Regions from separate parts of the Homo sapiens genome. Here region 1 is linked to region 2. The links are chromatin loops, found by intact Hi-C in ENCODE. Cell type or tissue: heart right ventricle. All regions are shown on one strand. Each heading gives the region's core, and the rest is flanking DNA. Links, peaks and the distances in the headings are about the cores only.

Region 1 (10,879 bases), core at 3,020-8,019, 130 kb after region 2:
TGTAAAATCACAATCACACTTTAATAAGATTTAGAACCTTTGGAAATATAATAGTAATAAAATACCAAAAATTATATTTCTTAAATTTGGTTCTTAAAAATATAATTTACTTAAAAATATCGCTCATAGAAGTGTGTGGTGGCTTACGCCTGTAATCCCAGCACTTTGGGAGGCCAGGGCAGGCAGATCACAAGGTCAAGAGATCGAGACTATCCTGGCTAACATGGTGAAATCCTGTCTCTACTAAAAATACAAAAATTAGCTGGGCATGTAGGTGCACGCCTGTAGTCCCAGCTACTCAGGAGGCTGAGGCAGGAGAATTGCTTGAACCTGGGAGGCGGAGGTTGCAGTGAGTCAAGATCATGCCAGGGCACTCCAGCCTGGTGACAGAGTGAGACTCTGTCTCAAAAAAAAAAAAAAACTCTTGTAAAAAAATAAGAAAGTTTACCAAGTTTGAATCTTAAGCAATTTGAATAACTGTTTGGTTAATGCCTAGACTGTGAGAAAGTTGCCAACTTTTCACACTTTTCATTAGTTTTCTTTTTCCCTTTAATTGTACAATAATAAGTCTAGTATCATAATATTTGCAAACTGCCCCCTGTTCTCTAATAATCTCTGTTCATTTATTGTTGTGCTGACTGCAGTCTGACTCTCGAGTGAGCTGCTTTATCTGCAGCACCTGGAGGTGTTGGCTGTTTTCTTGGGCCTCTACACACCACAGAACCAAGGGATGGACAGATGTTTTCTCGCTCTTCACTGCTTTTATAAGACCATAGTTAACACCTCCTCCTTCAATATCCCCTACCTCCATCCTTACCCAACCCTATCTTTGAGAAACACATTTTTAGATTATAACATCCTACATTCTTAGTGCAGCAGTTTTCTATCATTCTCTTGGTGATTCCCATCATTTGTTGTATTATATAGTAACTGACTTACTACGTTCTCTCCTTTCCACTTCTGCCATCATTCTTCATGGCTTTACTTAGCCACATAGATTATGCATGCCAAACTCCGGCCTCTCAGCACCTATATTCTCTCTTTCAGCAATCTTACCCTCTACTCCAGCGGTCAACAGACTTTTTCTGTAAAGGGGTTTGTATTTTCAGTTTTCTGGACATGTCTTAGTTGCAATTATTAAACAATGAAATCCTAGCTTTATACCAACATGGATAATACGTAAACAAATTGATGTGGCTATGTTCCAAAAAAAAATCTGTATTTACAAAAATGAATACTCTGAAAAGCTGCTTAGGGACTTAAAACAGATGAGGCCATGAGCCATGTGAATATCGGGGAAATAATTCCAGGCAGAGGAAACATCAAGTGCAAAGGCTCTGAGACAGGAGCTTGCCTGGAGTTCTCCAGAAGCAGCAAGGATGCCAATGAAGTTGGAGTGCAATGGGCCAGGGATGAGTAGTAGGAGAGGTTAGGGGGATAATGAGGGTGGAGCGAGGGACCTTTTAGGCCATGAATGGAATTTGGGCTCTTACTCAGAGACAGTAAGTGGAGAGCCATTGGAGGATTCTGAACCTAAGGACAATAATCAGATTTAAGTTTTAACAGGATTGTTCTGGCTGCTGTGGTAAAGACAGTGAGAGGGCAGGGTAGAAACACAGAAATGAGATAGGAGGCTACTGGACTTGCCATAGATCAGGCTTGTAACAGTAGAGGAGATGAAAAGTGGTCAGATTTTCTATATATGTATGTATATTCCATCTCACCCTATTATATTTAGAAGGATTTGCTTTCAGATTAGATTTTGCTTTCACAGAAAGGGTCAAGAATTACCTTGGGGTTTTTATGAGCAACTGGAAAGATGGAAGACCATGGATGAAGCAGGTTTTAGGGGGACGATCACGAGTTCTTTGAGCTTGTTTGGTTTGAGATGTCTATGAGATAAGTGAAACAAGCAAATGCACCACACGTTTGAGATGTCTGACATTCATTATAACTTCCTTGATTTCATGATAAATAGATAATTATTCTTTACTTTAGAAACATCATTGACCTAGGCTGAACTAACTGTTCTCTCGAAGGCTTAGATAAAAATATATTAGGTGCCTGATAGATGCAGACTGGTGCCTGCAGCTATATTTACTAGTATTCTTCATTATTCCCATGGCATCTAATTCATGAGCAAGTTCATAAATAACTCCCATGTTTTTCCCAGATTGTGAGCCTAAGATTACAGAATGTATTTTTCATGTACTTCTTTTGCATGTATTATCCAGGAGAAATAAACTGATATTTTAAGTGCTTTCATCATAAAAATAGATATATAGAGGCAAATGTTATTGGATAATATAATATTATAGTACAATATGTCTACAAGCCAGTTATATTGCATTTCTTAACATGTATTAGGATTTTAAACTCACAGATTTCCTGCTTATAGGACATATCAACTTTGGAAAAATGCAATAAATGAATTTTCAAAAAAGGAATTGAAAGATGAGAGCATTTGGGCTAATGAGTCTCTAGGGAAAATACAGTTGCAAGTGTTAAGATAATATGGTAGTAAGTTACAAAGAGAAGATGATCTAATAAGATTTTCCATTTACTATTCTCCAGGGGCTAGTGTTATAAAAGCAGCTCATCTGCTCGGTTAATTTTTTGAAGAGCATATTTTTGGTTTGGCAAGATAAATGTTCTATGTTTTCTCTCTAGTTATTCATTAAAAACAATTCCAAAATAAAATGAAGTATGTTTTAAACTTTAACTCGAGAGTGTTGAAGAGAGAAAACTCTTACACTTAGAGAATCATATTCAGCTTTGTATTGGTAATTACTGTATTGTTTATTTCCTATACTATTTATTAGCCATATTCATCCAGGAATGTAGAAATGTAAAAACTTAGAAAGGATCTTATAGGATCTTCTTAAAGGATCATCTAATCCAGTGCTTATCAAGTATTACTTACTGTGAGCTAGAGTATAAAAAATGTTTTATATCATGGCCCAGTGTATATTTTATATATATATATGTGTGTGTGTCTGTGTGTTGTGTGAGTGTGTGTGTATGACCCAAGCAAAAGTTTCACAAAGCAATAGTTACCTTTAATGTGAAATATACTTCACCATGTTTGATTTTATTCTTGTTATTTTTTATCTCCTTTAAAAATTGTTTCTTCTAGCCAGGAATGGTGGTGTTTGTGTAATCCCAGCTATTCTGGAGGCTGAGGTAGGAGGATTGCTTGAACCAGGCATTCAAGAGGCCAGCCTCAGCAACATAGCAAGACCCCATTTCAAATTAAGAACAAAAAAAATTGTTCTGTTTTTCCTTACAGAAGTAACAACTCTTCATCAGCAAGGGATGTGCCTTCTCAGGAATACCTTTGCTTTTCCCATATATTGTCTGTCTTCCCTTACTTCTCCCATAATCATCAAAATTTCTGATAAGGTTCAGAGAGTACAGTAAGATAGACCACGACAGATGTCTCTCTTCTTTTTTGATTTTTTTTTTTTTTTAAGACAGGGTATCACTCTGTTGCTCAGTCTGGAGTACAGTGGCGATTTCTCAGCTCACCACAACCTCCGCTGCCCTGGTTCAAGCGATTCTCCTGCCTCAGCCTCATGAGTAGCTAGGACTACAGGCATGGGTGACCACACCCAGCTAATTTTTTGTAATAGAGACAGGGTCTCACCATGTTGCCCAGGCTGGTCTCAAACTCCTGACCTCAAGTGATCTGCCTGCCTCAGCCTCCCAAAATACTGGGATTACAGGCGTAAGTCACCGCACCCAGCCCTTTTTTAATATTCCTAATGGCTAAGGATATTGATGAGAGATCACTGACTAACTTGCAATACATAGTGGAAGATAGAATAACAAAAACATAAGGCAAGAAGAAAGGAAAGTTGGAATCACCAATCAAAATTCATAAAACAAATGATATTAATGCAAAATTTAAAGAGGGAAGGAAGATTTTTCTATATAAATGACTATTGTTTCAATACTCTTGAAATGAGTATCAACTTTTCCAAGAAATGAAATTACCTTTTTAGAAAACAAAATAAGCAGAATGGAATTATTCAATTAAAATATACAACAGGATAATCTCAAATTATTTTTCAAAGAAAACAAAGAATGTTTCCAGATATTACTAAATCTATTATTTACTTTACCCTTAAATTTATGTTTTTATTAAAAATGAGCAGGACAGAGTATTACATGAATTACCTATTTACTTTTATATTGTTTTAGTCTTCTCTGAGCTTCTATATTTAGCCATTGATGACGTTTTTCTTTCAAGCAAAAGAACTGATTGTTCTTTCATGCTGTTTGTAGTGTCATGTGATAGATGTGGCTGATACCCATACAGTCAACAGTTACTGATCATATCTCCCACTTTCTAATTTCTTCCCAGGTTGAAATTCTCCCAGGTAATAACTATTTTGACCCATCAGAAACCCAGTTGGATTATCTAGGCTTCTAATTAGTGCTGGCTTATAAAAGGCATAATGATTTCTTCTAGTCAGTACTGAATGCTATTATACTAATCTGATCCTGTAGATATTGAAGATAATCTAAACTTGGCTTTTAATCTTGAATCAGGAGTGGGGTGAGGATTTGGGAATAAGGATGGAGACCATAGTCACCAGAGTTGATATGCTTTGACCTTCAGGACTTATCTTGGGATCCAGTAACTTTCTTTGTGTACTTTTAGAATAGTTTTTAAAGTAATATGGATGGCATTCCCTATGAAGTTTTCATATAATAATTACATTTGATTATTTTAAAAAGTTAATTTTCATTCCTATTAAGTGTAAGCAGTCAATTGCTTTGAAATATAATTTAATTTTAGTTGATATTAAGTTTACAAGGTAGATTTTTTGTCATTACAGGAAGAATATCTGAAATTTTACTATAATTTTTCAATTTCTGATATAGAAATTAATTTTAACTTTTGAGTGATGAATAATTACTTATTTGGCATTTATAAATGGGGCATATTGCTAAATAGTTTTTCAAAAATACATATCCCTTATGTAACTTTATGTGTTCAAATAGCTAAAATTAGAACAGATTGTGGCTTCTAAGCCTGACCACTTCATTTGTTTGCCTTAGCCAGCTAATCAAACTCCCAATTTTTTATGCTCAAATGTTAAAGTTTCATGTTAAAACAAGTAAAAAAAGACAAAGTATAAATGCTATGTAGGACTCTTGACCTTAATAACAACATAAAAATTAATATGTATCTATACCTGTCTATATTTCTATTCAGTGTTTTAAAAATGAACATCTCTATTTCAAAAAAACAGCATATATTTTTTCTAATGTACTCAAGTTAATATATTTTATACTGGGAAAATGAAAATCAAATGGTGTCATTTTATTAACTGTATTACTTGTGTTATAGGAAATACTTTTTAAAAAACCACATAGAGAGATTTGGCTTCACTTTTCTAGAAGTGTTAGTTTGATTTTGAACTTAGTTTTCAGTGCTTTTGTGTTTTCTATTTGAAAAGTTTTCTCTCTAGAAGTGAGCAGCTTTGTCATAAATAAAGCCAGGAGAATAATGGTTGAGCTGAAATTTCTCTCCAGAGAGTGTAATTTGACTGTTAAAATGTTCTAATACTAGTGTGTGTGTTTTTACATTTTTAATGTAATATTGAAAAAAGTGTATGTAGATATAAAATTAATACATATATGTATATATTTATTATTTTTAATTTACAAATGAACTTAATGTTGGCTTCCCTCTTTTGGGGTAGACTTGGCGTGTTAGATGGCCTAACTTGGCTAGTGCTTGTTTTAGCTATGAATTATAATTAACTACTGATGGGAATATAAAAAGGATCTGACTTACAAGCTGCCATTTTTGCATCCCAGTATGTGAACCAAATCCAACTACCTCAATCTTTGAAACACAGCAAAGCTAAAAATGCAAATTCTGCCTCATTAATAACCAGGACTATTACTCAGAGCTGACAAACAATGATTATGAGGATATAATACAATCTGTTCTGTATGAATTACTCTATTAGTATCATGATAATATTGGCAGCATTGCCCTACCATGCTCAGTTTTAGAATTTTTACTAATTCTTTCTTACTTTCTGAGGTCAGACTCATTCTTTTTTTCTGCTAAATTTGCTTATGATATTGAAAAACGTATTTGAGGACAATGTGGTCAATCACACATTTCAGATTAAGTCTTTTCTGTTTATTTATCTATTGTTAGGTAACAATCCCCATCCCAGATTTAATGGCTTAAAATAACATCAGTTTATTATTTGTGATAATTCTATGAGTTGACTGGATTCAGTCAGTTGGGTGCTCTACTGTAGCTGAGGTCATTCATGCAGTTTCGTTCAGCTATGACCTCTGCTAGTAATAGAATGTCAGAATTATCTCTTATCCTCAGAGGTTTCTCTTCATGTGGCCTCTTGTCTTCCAATCGAACCTGATCTTTTCTTTTAGCACAGCAAGTGGTTTCCAAGATTACAGCTCCAATGTAGAAAACATATTAAGGTTTTGCTTGCATCACACATGCTACTCACTCAAAGCAAATCACATAGCCAAGCCCAGAGGTAATGTGGGAGGGGACTGCACAAGGACATGAATAATGATAGACATAGTCCACTGGGGTCCACCAATGTAATTGACTGCCTCCTCTCCATAATAAATTTTAGTGAAGAGGAACAGATAGTGAGTTTGGGTTGTATGGCAGAGTAAGAATCAGTATAATTTGAACCAAATAATATTTTATATAAATAATTTCATAAAATTATAATTAACAACCTTGGTTTTATTTTGTGTGGGGGGTACTGTTAAGAAATGGAGGAGGAAAGAAGTAGTACTGAAATAGAAAACATTGACTTTGTATCCTGTCAGCCTTTTAGGAAAGATATTAAGTCTCAATAAAATAATATATTCCTTTTCTTTTGACAGAAGTGTTTCTAACATGTGTCATCAAAATGGATAAGGTGTACCTAATCACTGTTGACACAGTTTCTACTTGGAGTTTAATTTTCCTACTCTTTTCCCTCTTCTCCCTTGCCCATTCATTTCCACTTCCTCTCTCTCTCTCTCGCTCGCTCTCTCTCGCACACACACACATACACACCTTTTTGTCCATGTTATCATAATGTCCATGATGTGAAAGTTAATTTTTGGAAATGAAAATGATTTAAATTTATGATATTTTGTATGTTGGGTAAGCTTTCAGATTCTTCAACTTGCTAGCATTTTTGGTACATTAAATGTTCTATCAGATAAAATAGCTGAGTCACTGGCAATTCTCATATTCTTAATTTGAAGTGGAAAAATAACAATTTTCTGGGGCTTTAGGAACTGTATAGAGAGACAAATGTGGCTTTGTATCCTAGACATCATCTAGCTACCTCTGTACCCTCAAAATTATAGCATCACATTTTAAACCTACAGTCAAAATGGTTTTCTTTTTCTGTGGAAATTGTCTGTTACGTACTTGTTACTACTTTTCTTTCTCTAGTCACCATAATAATTTTTTTATTTCTTCTCTTTTGAATTTTTTTTGAATATTATTTTACCCTGACAAACCAGTTCATATCCCACCAGGTATTTGGCAAGTAGTTTGTTCACAGAAAGGTTTCAGGGAGCCCACGTAGTATTCTCAGTAAGAACAAGGTCTTTGGAATCATCCAACTCTACATTTTGGTCCTAGCCAGGCCAATTACTTGCTGTTAACCTGGAAGTTTCCTCCATACCTCTAAGCCTGTGAACATTCATTTGTAAAAGCTTATGGCAAAATGTCCTTGTGGTGCTTGCATATATTAAATAATATAACTCTTGCAAAAATTATTTGCATTGTGCCTGACAGTAAGAACATAAGTTTTATTATATCTTTTAACCCCTTAAGTGAAATGAGGAATTAAATAGAAAACTTCTATCATATTTAATTAAAATTTCTCAGATCATACAAGGACCATGGTCTATTTGACCCCTTCTTTATGGAGCTAATATTTAGCTAGAAACTGCAATGGAATAATGCAAGAACACAGAACAGGAAGAGAAAGCAGCGATCCTGCAATCATTCAAATGTGATAATACATGCAGGAGAGAAAGGAAAAGAATTAGGCCATGGGTCAGCTAACCTTTGGAACTATTTTTAGCCTCAGAAGCACTTTTATCCCCCTTATAAATTCCATACTTAAAGTTCCAGAATTTAAAATTTGATGAGAACTGTTGTGCTGTTTCAGGTTGTGAAAATTCATTTATTCATACACGTAATTTTACCTTTGAGCAAACTTCAAAAAGAATGACTGCCAAAATGTATTATAACCTGTTTTCTCAAATGTTTTTCTCATTCTCTTTTTTAAAATTTCTCTCTAAAAACGTCATAGGGACAACTGTAATTAGGCTAATTGCGTCCACTCATATGTGCAGCTTATGGCAATAACAGAGCAGTCATAGAAAGAACGAGGTGCAGTATGCTTCAAAATGCAGCATCTGCAGTGCTGTCAAGGCCAGCCATGCCGTCAGTCTTGAGCTAACAGCTGTGATGAACAGAATGTTGTGTTATTCCTTTGGTGTGAAAATGAATTGACAGTTATTTATAGGGAATAATTAATGTAACATTTTGTAAAAGTAAACATGATTTTCAATCCTTGAGAAACTGTTAAAAAGGAAAAAAAGAATAGGAAATGAAGGATACTTTTGACCAACAGAAAAGGCTTGAAGAGAAATAGATGATGTCTACAACTAAAACACTATCTTCCAGACCGTTTAGACATACCATCAACTCTGAGAATAATAGTTGAAGAGTTAAACATTTTTAAAGGAAACAAACCCATCCTCACAGTAATTGTGAACATGTGGAATGTCTCTGTGAAGACTATAGTATCTACTTTTGTTAATATAGTAAGTAAAAATCATGACAATTTCTTATAATTCTGTTTTTTCAGTTCATTATTTAAAATAAGAGAGTGGAAGGAAGTAGGGTGGGACATAGGAAGGAAGGAATAAAGGAAGGAAGGAAATATGTATATATTAATCCCAAGTAAATATGATGCTGAATATGTGATATGAATAACACATTTATTCATAATCTCGCATGGTCAAATGGCTGGTTAGACATATTAGAGATTATTTTGGAATTGTGTGATGCAAAAGAAGTAAACTTGGCTGAATGATTTGTCTCAAACCCTTATCACATGTTAGCTGGTTAAGTGCTTTTGTATCATGTGTTTGATTATCATGTTTCCATCTGAACAGTAACTCCTGACTTGTTCAAAAAATAATTGATTTCTGAATGATGATATTTAGTATTAATTAGTATTAATAAGTGAATGGAAATAATTTTAAGAAAATGTTATTCCCAGGATAGACAGAAATTATTGCTACTTCTCCAGTTGTACCTGAAATATTCTCCTCTGTTCAGCTGTATACCTCTTCGATCTGGACACCTGAGATCCCACCTGCACCTAAGGCTTTTACCTTCAGACAGTGGAAGAAAGTAATGGTGATTTCCTCCTGGTCAGATTGTAGACTTTACTTTTCAGTTTAACTTTGATAACATGGGAACCCATCTTATTTTCCAGAATAATTGTTATGAGTTCTTTAAGAAGCCATGCCATTATTTAAGTTCATTTGAATACATACTGTATTATAGCTGCTAAGTGAGATATCTCTGAAACTGTGTCATTCAAGAAGCCAGTGAGCTATCATCCATGGCCCAGCTTTCTTTATTGTACTAAATGATCATTAGAAGATGCACCATCAAACCAAACTCTTTATATTCTTCAGCAGCATAAGTTTAAGCAAGGCTAGCAGGCATCTCTGATATTGGCAACGTGAAGAATACCTTTCACACCATTAAAGTGATGGAAGAATTGCTTATGTAGCCATCTTCTTATTTTATTTATATACATTGTGTGTGTGTGTGTGTGTGTGTGTGTGTGTTATGTGTATATATAACATATATATAGCTATCTTTGGTGAAAATTTCCATCCCAAAACCTTCTATAGTAAATGCTCAAAAACAATTTGATGAAAGACCATCTACTATGTGCCAGATCTCTGTGTGGGATGCAAGACTTATAAAATATGGTTCCTGTTGGGCAGTATTGGTGACGAGACTATATACTGAAGAAGGGAAAGGTATTAAAGGTAGTAAATAAAGATAAAATATGCTGCATGAATGACCTCAAGGGTGGCACTGTGACAAGTAAGATAAGCGTGGCAGGGCAGCGGGGACTGCAGTGTGCTTACATTTCATGCACTCAAGAGCTAAGTAGAGGGTCTGAGACTGAACTGTTGGCTGCATTCCCAGTCACCTACAGTATAGGCCTCCTCCTCATGTTAATAACAATAGAAAATTCATATTTTACAAACTATAATCTATCTAGAGAGGGATTCAGAAAATATTTTAATAGGAGGCCAGGAATGAGATCCAAAGGGGATGGAATTAGATGATAAAGCACAGAGATTATGTTAAGTCTATGAGCCTGGGCATTGAATGAGTACTACAGTCTCCTTGTATAAATAATTTTAGTTTGTGTGATAACCTGAATGTTCTTATAAATTCACATTTTCCATGTGGTGGTCATCAGTGCATGGGAAACATAACAGGTTGTAGTAGAAAATCATTATTATTTTGTGGTGACTTTTGTAAAAGCAGTTGTGTCCTAAAACTTTGTTGCTTTCCCTGCCTTCTTTTGCTCCCAGTGAAGATCAAGCCACCACTTCAAGTGATTTGGATACACAGGAAGAATTCACTGGGGCTACCAGAGGTTGGAAGGTGGGAAAAGGGAGAGGAGCAGAAAGAATAACTATTGGGTACTAGGCTTGGTACCTGGGGGACAAAATAATCTGTACATCAACCCCCGTGACATGAGTTTACTTATGTGGCAGACCTGCACATGTACACCTGAAGCTAAAATAAAAGTAAAAAATA
Region 2 (10,879 bases), core at 2,603-7,602:
TCTCTAGCCAGAGAGATTGTTGTCTCCTTCTTTGTCCTTTCAATAGATATTTCATATCTTATGGAGCTTGCCAGATTTCTCCCTTTGTATTGCAGTCATACATGTTGTGGCCTTCAGGCATTTGGTGACATTTCTTAGTTTATCTTTCAGTCTGCGCCTGGCACAGTAATTAATATTGCAGATACTTGTAAATGTTTGTTGGATAAGTGGACAAATAATTGCATGACCAAATAAGATTCTGTATCTTGAAATAGACATGCTTCAAAGAGAAACTTATGACTGGCAAAGTAAATTGAAAATTGACTAAGACTTCATGTCAAATAGCATACAATAACTCTATAAATTAATTTGTAATTCACAAATTATTTCATAAGTTTTGTCATGACAAATTCTGCTTTATTGGAAAGAGTTTTGTATAATTCAGTATTTTCTTTTTGAGCAACTACTTGCAAATTCTTATTGCTGCTCTTTTTTTAAACCATGTATTATAAAGTGGCTCATTAATGAGGGCTAACATTTTCATGGTCTGTGTGTCCATCAGCACCACTTTAATAATTCCAGACTCATGTCATGATTAAATTATTTTAACATGTTTGAGTTTAAAAAAATTTTGATCCATTCTACAGAGGTATCTGATTACTTTTTCATTTATTTTTTGACAAAGCTTATTTTTAAGCAGTATGGTGACACTTTATAGAGTTTTAGATATACATATCATGGATGTTATTAGCTTAGAGGATATTTGATTTTTTTTAGTAAAGGCAGTTAGAGGCCAGCTGTTTCAACTGCTGTGTCTGTCAGTTGAGAAATTTGGTGAGGGAGAGTGTACTTGTTTCTGTATTGGAAGGCTCTTTAAACAGAATGCATGTTGAAAAGCACTTACTTGTGTTCTCTCCTCAAGGAAATTTCTTGTGTGATATGTTGCAAGACACTGGGTGGGGGGGGCGGGGTTCCAAATTCTATAGCTTTACAGTGCTAATACATATACTAAATTAGAGACATATTTCTAATACCTATTCTAATATATTTAATATTATATATTACATTCTATTTATAGCTATTATATATGAGAAAATATTCTTTTCATAAAAGTATTCCTATCATATTTTTAAATGATGACTTAAAGCCTTTAATCATAGTGGCAATAGTGATTTGGGGAGTTAGTTCAGGTGTACATTTTGGCAGTTTTGTAGAAATTGTATCCATGATGAATATTTTATTACTTTGATAAAGTGAATTTTATATGCTTTAATACTAAACATTAATATTTGTTAGGTATAGAATTACAAACTTCAGACATACCTCTGAAATAAATCTTTATTACAGTTTTGTATAAATACATTTTAAAATAATCATATCATAAAATATATATATTCTAATTACAGAATTTGGGGAAATATGGAAAAATAGAATGAGGGAAAGACATATTTGTAGTTCATTTCCCCCAAACAAGCACTGTTAACATTTTGTCACTTTCTTTTTCTTCAGAATACTGGACTAAAATATTACAATTTTATGTCCTGCTTTTTTACTTAAAATTATAAAACTTCCCTATGTACTGCAAATCTTTTGAATTCTTAATAAGTGAATTATACTTCACTAAGTGACTAGAAAACTGATTAATTATTTTGGTATTCCTAGTATTTTTTTTAATTTTTGCTTTTTGCTATGATGACTGGCACTATTATAGACATTCTTTTGTATAACTTTTTTTATAGTTCTGATTAGTTTCTTAGGAAATATTCATAGAGGAGAATTAATGGGTTAGAGGATTAAATATCATCAAAATTATTCTTGCCTAATTACTTCCTGTAAATTTTGTGTGTTTCCACCAATGACAAAGTATGCGAGCGAGAAATTGAATTTTAAGGAGCGTGATTCTAAATTTTAACTTCAATTTAACAAAAAATGCTTATTCACCATGTTCTGGTCCTTCTGCTAGGTGCTGGATAAATGAAGGTACAAAGGACAAAAGTCCCTCCTTTCAAGGTGAACAGATGTAAAGTCAAGTAAAATTACCATTCAGGTTGATAAATCTAACAATGGGAGTGTTTACTGGGTTCTGAGGTGTAGGAGATAACTGTTGGGTTGATGAGAGGTCAGGGAAAACTTCCTAGAGGAGCTGATGTTTGAACTGGATTTCCAAAAGAATCAGTTTTTGAACTGAGAGATAGGTAGGAAAAAAAACAAGTTCAAAGTATATGTTGAAAAAATACTCACGAGAAGCCAGAATATTGGAACGTACCAATAAAGACTGAACTTGAGAAAAGCACTTTCTAACTCTTGGTGATAGACTTATCAGGTATAGAGTTTCATGAAACATGCAAAAACGGGTGAAAAGAATGGGAGTTTTTTCTTCCAACGAATCATTAAGTATGGCAAGAGCTGTTGGAGGTTCTTAAATAAGGCAGATTGTAGAATTTTACAACACTGAGTTACTTGAAATGAACAGGTGATAAGAGAGGAATAATTAACCTCTTACCTACCTCATATTTTGTTTTAGTGAGCCTTGGGGCAATACAAAAAATTAAGAGTGACTAAGTAGAAAATAAAGGACGGGAGGATAATTAGAATTTGTTTTTAAAAATCGGCTAGTACTTTAAAAGGTAGTTCCTATAGTTGCAATATGGATTAATGACTGTTTAAAAAAGTTCATAAGTTTCTGCTCAAATCCAAAACTAAGATATCTAAAAATGGTACTGACATTATTAACTGCTTGAATGCCTATTGTCAAGAGTAGTGTTTGGCACCCACCACAGGTATTTATTGAAAACATAAAGGAATAAAATGATTCCCAAATGATATCATCTTATGATTAATGAATACACATTTGAGGACCTAGAACTTTTAGCAGTAAGATTTGCATACGCTTTTCCTATTGAATTTAAAAAAAAAAAAAAGTTCAAAATTCTGTTAGATTAATTCTGTGATATAGTTTATAATTTGGCATAAGCTGGTAGTAGGGAAATAGTCACTTCTTTATGCCCATGATTTATATAATGAAACAATCTTCCATTCACTTAGAAGACAACTTCGATTTAAATATTTAGCCTCCCTAGCAAGGCCCAGCCATGCAATTTTTTCCCTGTTAGAAGAATTTTAGCAACAGTAAAAAAAATTAATATGTAAGATTTTGCTATTTTTATTAGTTTTGAGGACTGCTTGCCTTGTAGTTTAAAGGGGGTAAAAAGGATCATTGTTTTACTCAATGTATATATATATATATATTATTAATGGTAGATTTTTTTTTTTTTTGGTTGATGTAGGAACTTTGGGAGTAGAGCAGAAAGCCTATTGACTTCAAAAATAGTGACTCAGGGTTGGTATAATCATTAGTAAGCAGGTTGGGAAAAATCCTAATTCCAGACCTCAAGTAGAATTTTAGTATCAGAGTCACTCCTGTTCCTTAAATGTAGATCTCCTGATTTCAGGCCATTTTTCATTCTAATAGAATTAGAGAAGAAAAATAAAACCTGTCAACGAGGACTATTTACCTCCTATAGATAGGATTGAGACCTACTTTTCTGTAACTTTTGAAGTTATTTTTGGGAAAAATTTCCTTGGGTTGACTTTGCCCCCTTCACCCAATGCATCTGTGTGATCAGGAAAAGGGAAAACAAGATTTAATTGTTAACTTTTAAAAAGTCCTTTTGAAAGAAAAAAATATATACTGTCTTATATTGACAGAGAACCAATTATTGGGTTACCTGCAACACTGTATCCTCCATTTAGTGCTGATAATCATAATGTCCATAATCTCCCAATAAGATAAAATAATAAAGAGGCTCTGAGGCATGAACAGGGGTGGCTAAAGGATCATTGAGATAACTTTTAAAATAATAATGATTTATAGAAATTGAGTTAATATTTGTTGACCTTCTACAAACTTTAAAACAGATAGAAGGTTTTAAGGTATATGTTTTGAAATAATCCAAACCAAATAAATCTAAACTTAGAAATACCATATTAGAAATATACAGTGAACACACACAAGGTCAATTTTAAAAACAGCACTTAGCTTTGAGCAGATAATTTCTCCTTCACCCTGAATGCAAATAATTTATTCAGCCCTTCTATAACAAGCTTAGGGGATAAAAGAGGCAAAGGGCATGAGAAATGAGTCTTTGGAAAATTATTGTAACTAACACTAATGCTTATTTAGCATCTTTCATTCAAAGACCTTCAGACATTTCCTAATTGAGTTCTGTAGTACTTCTGGAGTGTGGGTAAGGAACATTTAGAGACTCCTGTGCCCAGTGCTGTAAGGCCTGCCATCCCCGTGTGGCATGTTGCAGCTGTTTTGTAGGGTACATCATATTCCTTCCTGGGCCAGAGAATGGAGGAGACAGCGTTATCCAGCTGAAATCCCAGAAGGATTAGGGGAACAGGAGTGAATTACCTGGATTGGAATTTGGCCAGCTTTCTGGGTCAGAAATCCTATTCCTATAAAAATGTTCTATCTTTAAAACATTTTATATCCTGCTTTATCTCCAAGAAAATAAACGCTACATCACTTATTTTCTGCAAATACCTTTGGGAGCTTAACATTAATATTGAGGAATGTGACAGCCTATATCTACTATTAATGAGGAAAGAAAGCGAGGTTAACATTTTATCTAAAAGATATTAGAAGAGAAAAACTATTTGTATTATGCCTGTCGAAAGTAAGCTGTGGGGGACATGAAGATAATAACATATGACCAGTTCCCACAAAAAACTTACAAACTGGTTTGATGAATAGGAGACATACATAGATAATTATGGGGAAGATATATATGTATCTTCAGTATCAGAAGAAAGTATTATGAGAATTCAGTGTAGCCTAGTGATGACATTTAATGGCAGAAGCAAGAAAGGTAACATTGAGGAAGCAGAAGTGGCAGTGCATAGAAGGAAGAAAGAAGGACAAAGACACAGGAATGCAGGAAAGTATCAATGTTTAGGGAAGAACCAAAAATGTTTATTTGGGCAAAGGATAGACAATCTGGGAAATCAGGAAAGAAAAGGTTAAAAACACGTAAAGGTAGTTTACCAAATTGCAAATTTGCTCTTAAGTATACCAGAGACACATTAAAGAGAGCCTCTATGATGTTACTTGGTAGCAGTGAATGAATACGATGGATTGGCCTGGATTATGAGAGACACTGAGATTCTGAAACCTTAAGATAATAACAGATGTGGCAGGAGGGCTGAAGTTTCAAAGCTGAGTCATGGGGAGAATTAGTTTTCGTGTAACTAGTTGAGAAGTGAGAATCAAGAACTGATTTTGATGAGGGAAGATGATTAATTGATATGTATTTGAGGTATACACAATATATTCACACTGACTTATCAAAAAGACCTTTGAAAATTGGGTGTGGTCCTTGAAAAGTGCCTCTGGAGAACATGCAATGTACTGTGTAGGTTACCAGCATTGGCTGTGAAATCAGATTGCCAAGATTCAAGAAGTGGCTCTGCCACTTCCAAGTTCTTGTGACCTTCTCAAGCCTTGGTTTTCTTATCTATAAAACTGTGATAATCAATTTTGCGGCTATGATAATCAATTTTGTGATTCATTTGCACGGAGAAGATAGTAGAAGCTATGCTAGTGGATAAGATAACAATGGAGAGTATAGAAAGGAAAGAAAAGAGGGCCTAGGATAGTGGTGTAGGGAAATACTGCATTTTAATGGATGAAAAGAGGGCTAGTTTAGGATAAATGGAAGGATATGGCAGAAAGGTATGAAGGAAATTAGGATAATGCAGTGATTTGAATTCTGAGGGAGGGAATTTTTGCAAAGGAGGGGTGGCTAGTAATGTTCAGAATTGTAGAGAAGTAGAGAGAAATGAAGACCAAGAAAAGGCCTTGATTTCCCATATGGCAGAATTTCAATAGTGTTTAGGACAAGGTCACGAGGATTGGGTCATTAGACTGTTACTTGTTTTCGTATGCTCAGAACCTAGCACATTGCATAAAATAAAATAGGTATTTAATGTTTGCTGAAGGATAAAGAATTAATGACTTTCTTGGGATTAAGGAACAAATGGCGATAACATGAAAAAGCTTGCTTGTTTAACAAAATAGGGGGCTGGGTGTGGTGGCTCACGCCTGTAATCCCAGCACTTTGGGAGGCCTAGGTGGGCGGATCGCGAGGTCAGGAGATCCAGACCATCTGGCTAACACTGTGAAAACCCCTTCTCTACTAAAAATACAAAAATTTAGCCGGGTGTGGTGGCGGGCCCCTGTAGTCCCAGCTACTCAGGAGCCTAAGGCAGGAGAATGGCATGAACCTGGAAGGCAGAGCTTGCAGTAAGCCAGGATTGCACCACTGCACTCCAGCCTGGGCGACACAGTGAGACTCTTATCTCAAAAAAAAAAAGTAGGGAAGATAAAAGAGAAAAAGAGAATTGGGAGTAATTTCAGGGATTCCTCAGGTCAAGGGAATTAACTTTGGGGATAAATAAAACCAAAGCTTATTTGAAAGAAGAGGAAAAAGACTAAGGAAGAGAAGGACTGATAATGCAAAGAAAGAGGGTAGTATTTATTGGGCACAGATGAGGAGGTTGTGGGCATGAGTGAGAATAAGAGATAAGCTTGGGGAAAATGAATTCTTTTTCCTCAGCGGGCACCAAGAGTGAGAAAACAGCACATACCGAAAGGTTTTGAGGTGGAGAAGAGGGCAGTTATAGTTCTGCTGAGAAGAAGAGAAATAGAAGTGGGGTTGAGAAGTTGGATGGTCTTTGGAGACTGTAGAAAGGAGACAACCAAAAGCATTGTGCAGTAGTAGTAACAACCTGAATCATTAGCAGGTACAGGCCTTGAATCTAGCACCAAAGTGTCCAAAAATGGCTCCCAGAACCTGTGGCTCAGCAAAGTGAGACTGCAGAGAATCTGGCATTTTTAAAAGATTTAAGGAGAAGAGGTATCTTTTGTTTACATTAATTTTTCTTAATTCACATGGCTAGTAATAATAGAGCAACTAGAATTTAAACCCAAACTAGCTAATAGCAAAATCCTTGATATTGTCATTCTGTTATGTTCCTTCCAAGTTGCATCTAGCAGAGAGATGAGGTGAGGGAGGCAGTTAGAAAACAAAAAATTGAAAAGAAAATTTTATTCTCTAGGAATAACGGCCAGAATGATGTCATTTTGGAATGTTCAGTAACATATTTCTTTTTCTACTTGAAAGTGAAACCTGGGAAATCTGTAATTTACAATCTAAGTTTCCCTTATTACGATTCAATTTCATTCCATTTTTCTGCATAAACTAAGGACTCTACAGGCAGCTTTTGATGGCTCAGGGTTGTACATAGTTTTTATCAGTAGGAAAGTACTATTTATAGATAAAAATTATCATAGATCAGAAATAGGTAGTACATGCTATGAAAACATAAATTGGTTCATCCTGGATGTCATATTACCAAAGTTGAATATGGCTCATCATCATGAATATTCTATTTCTTGTGCCTTGCTTACATTCCTATCTATATGTCTCTGGTTTAGTGACTGTGACGATTGGGGCTTTTGGTTTGGTAAGTTTTCCCAAAAGCATTGGTATTCCTAATACCTTTTTTAAAAAGTCTGTCTCTTTTTAAAATTTGCTTTTCTAAGTTTACTACAAAGGTTTACTTTGCTCCTTGAGGAAAAAAAAAAAATGAACTCAAGAATTGTTATTGAGGTAGGTGTGATTAGAATGTGTTTGATGTTGTTTTTTCTTTTTACATACCATGTTTTTTCCACTTTATTATTCTTTTGCCCATTTCTTCTCCCATTGCTATTATTATTGATGTTTAAAATCTAATTATTCATGATTTTTCCCTTCTCTACCACCCTATTTTTCACAAAGAAAACAGTTTCTTGAGTTCAGACTTCAAAGTTCTGGAAGACATCTTCTTTGTACCTTCCCCAGTTATTAGCTTTTATCTAATAAGGAAAAGTTTGATATTTTTTATGCTGAAACTTTTGTAACTCTTGGACTTTGTTTCTCTGGTTCCCAAGGTCTCTCATGTCTTATATTGCCCTCATTATATCAGTCATCATTATTTGTTCATTCATTTACTCATCTATTTAACAAATATTTATTGAGCAACTGCTGTGTGTAGGCACAGTTCTTGATTCAGGGGGTAGGTTGGTGAAGAGAGTTAAGATGAGAGACATGGGAAAAGGCATTTGGATAGATAAGTACCATGCAGTGCTATGAAGAAAATATAGCAGGGCTATAAATTAGATAATGACCTCATTGGAGTTACTTTAGATAGAGCTGAGGAAGAAGCATTTGAGCTGAGGCATTAACGATGAAAAGAAGCAAACCGTGAGAAAATACGAAGAAAGAACATTCCAGGCCAAAGGACCAAGGTGACAGTGAGCTTGCACAGGAGTAGAAAGAAAGTCAATGTGGCTGGAGTGTAATTAGCAAGGAGAGAAGTACATGATGATGTTGGGAGGTAGGCAGGGGATGGATTGTGTAGAGTCTTTTAGCCAAGTTAAGGAATTTGGATCTTATTTTAAATGCATTGATAAGCCGTTTAAGGATGTGAAGCAGGGAAGTAATGTGATAGGATTTTGTTTTAAAAAATATCTCTCTGGCTGCCATGTGGAGAATACATTGTAAGGAAGTGTGAGTGAAAGCAAGACTATAGTAGTCTCCCCTTGTCTCTGGGGGATACGTTCCAAGACCCCCAGTTGGTGTCTGAAACTACAGATTGCACAAAACTATATATACTGTATTTTTCCTATACATACATAAATATGATAAAGTTTAATTTATAAATTAGTCACAGTAAGAGATGAGCAAGTACTAATAAAATAGAACAATTATAATAATATACTATAATAAAAGTTATTCTGTGCATGTAACTTTTGCAGTTTGAAGTGCGACAGCAAAACTGCATGAATTTCTTTCTCCTTCTTCACAATTTCATGGATAGAAGATTTATTCTTACCATAGATCTTAGCATATACATTTTTTATTTCCTTATTAAGGGGAGAACTTTCACCTTTGCACTTAAAGGAAGCACAGTTTCCTTTGCTGAACGGCTTCTCCTTGGCATATTCCAATTGCCAGTATCACTACTCTTGCACTTTGGGGCCATTACTAAGTAAAATAATGGTTGCTTGAATACAGCACTGTGGTACTGCAGCAGTCTGTGATAACTAAGATGGCTGACAGGCAGGTAGCATAAACAATGTGGATCCACTGGACAAAGGGATGATTCACATCCTGGGCTGGACAGAGTTAGGTGTTACAAGATTTTATCATGCTTCTCAGAATGGCACCCAATTTAAAATTTATTAATTGTTTATTTCAGAATTTTTCCACTTAACAGTTTTGGATGGTGGTTGACTGCAGGTAGCTGAAACCTCAGAAAGCAAAACTGAATTAAGAGGAGACTACTATAGTTAGGAGACTCTTGCAGTCTAGGGGAGATGTGAAGGTGACATTAGAAATAGTGAGAAGGATGGATTTTGGAGGAGGAAATTTAGGACTTGCTGATGGAAAGGTTGTGAGGTGTGAGGGAAAGTGAGGAAGCATGACTATTGATCTACATTAGATCTAGTAGTCATCTCATAGTAGATGACTACTAGTCAAACCAACTATCTAATGGTGGCACTGTAACTGAGAAGGGGAAAAGTAGAGTATACTAAGATTGGAATGGGAAATCAAGAGTCCAGGTCTTGACTTAAATGTGAGATTTATTACACCTTACCTATTAGCAATGATTCATCATTCTTACCTCTCCTCCTCTCCCTCAAACCCAGGCAACCACTCATCTATTTTCTGTCTCTATAGGTTTTATTCTGAACATTTCATGTCAGTGGAATCATACAATTTTTTTTTCTGATTGGCTTCTTTCATTTAGCATAATACTTTCAAGGTGCATCCATAGTATAGCATGTTTTATTGTTAAATAATATTTCATTATATGGGTATACCACATTTTGTTTATCAGTTCATCAGCTGAAGGACTTTTGGATTGTTTCTACCTTTTGTCCATTCTGAGTAATGCTGCTATGAACATTTATATCCAAGTTTTTTGTGTAGACGTAAGTTTTTATTTTTCTTGGGTATATACCTAGGAATGGAGGAAATGCTGTACATACACACATTCAAGAAATACAAAGGAAACATTTTATGAGATAGTACTCTATAGTATAGGATTCAATTATTACTAAACAGATTAATTTGCATTATAACACATGTGCATATAATTAATAGCCAAGACACTTGGAATAGTTTAGATATTTTGAAGTGTGAAAAAGAAATGGAGTGAAGAGGATGGAAGGGGTCAAGGGCTAAAAAACTGCTTATTGGGTACTATGCTTAGTACCTGGGTGATGGGTTCAATTATACCCCAAACCTCAGCATCACACAGTATATCTTTGTAACAAACTTGAACATGTACCCCCTGAATCTAAAATAAAAGTTGAAAAAAACAGGACATGGAAGTTGAGTTTCAGAATAAGAAAGTAAATTATGACCATTTTCACTTTGTAAATGAGAAGTATTATATCATGTAGGAAAGTTTTTATTTAACCATGATTTTAAATTAGCTATGCCTGGAGTTGAAAGAAACATCTATTTCATGTCAAAGAAACATCAACCTATTATTGAATGATCTCTTTACTCATGTCAATTATTACTAGAAAGAATTTGGCTTGGGAGCTTTATTTGTATCATAGACTTTTTTTAGACTATTGATGTAGATGGCTATTTTTCTTTTAATTGAGTGGAAAGTTTTATAAGTCTTATATTGGATCCACCCCTTCCTGTTCCTTTTTTGTTGGCAAGTGCCTGTTTTTGCATATTACTTGCTGGGCTGTGGCAGATACCCACAGCCTATGACACTGGCATAAAATTTGCTAGGCTTTTGCTTTTGGGGTAGGAAGCTGTGCTGGGGA

What was found. A loop is a pair of places that touch in the nucleus more often than their neighbours do. Peaks named below come from ENCODE experiments on the same cell type or tissue, not always from the same donor. Only the 100,000 strongest peaks of a DNase experiment are listed, where the experiment ranks them.
Region 1: a loop joins it to region 2, with 2.4 times the contacts of the local background. A loop is called at or near these places in 1 of 110 quality-filtered maps.

What each region holds. Positions count from the first base shown.
Region 1 is chr4:113,610,054-113,620,932 of GRCh38, reverse strand. All of the region lies in intron 3 of CAMK2D (calcium/calmodulin dependent protein kinase II delta), which reads left to right. Among named protein-coding and RNA genes, the nearest start is that of CAMK2D, 150 kb to the left of the region's middle. In heart right ventricle, for the core only: no CTCF peak of the experiment used is centred there; no DNase peak of the experiment used is centred there; H3K27ac peaks cover 5,000 bases.
Region 2 is chr4:113,739,327-113,750,205 of GRCh38, reverse strand. The region is part of intron 2 of CAMK2D (calcium/calmodulin dependent protein kinase II delta); the gene reads left to right. Among named protein-coding and RNA genes, the nearest start is that of CAMK2D, 17 kb to the left of the region's middle. In heart right ventricle, for the core only: no CTCF peak of the experiment used is centred there; no DNase peak of the experiment used is centred there; H3K27ac peaks cover 2,189 bases.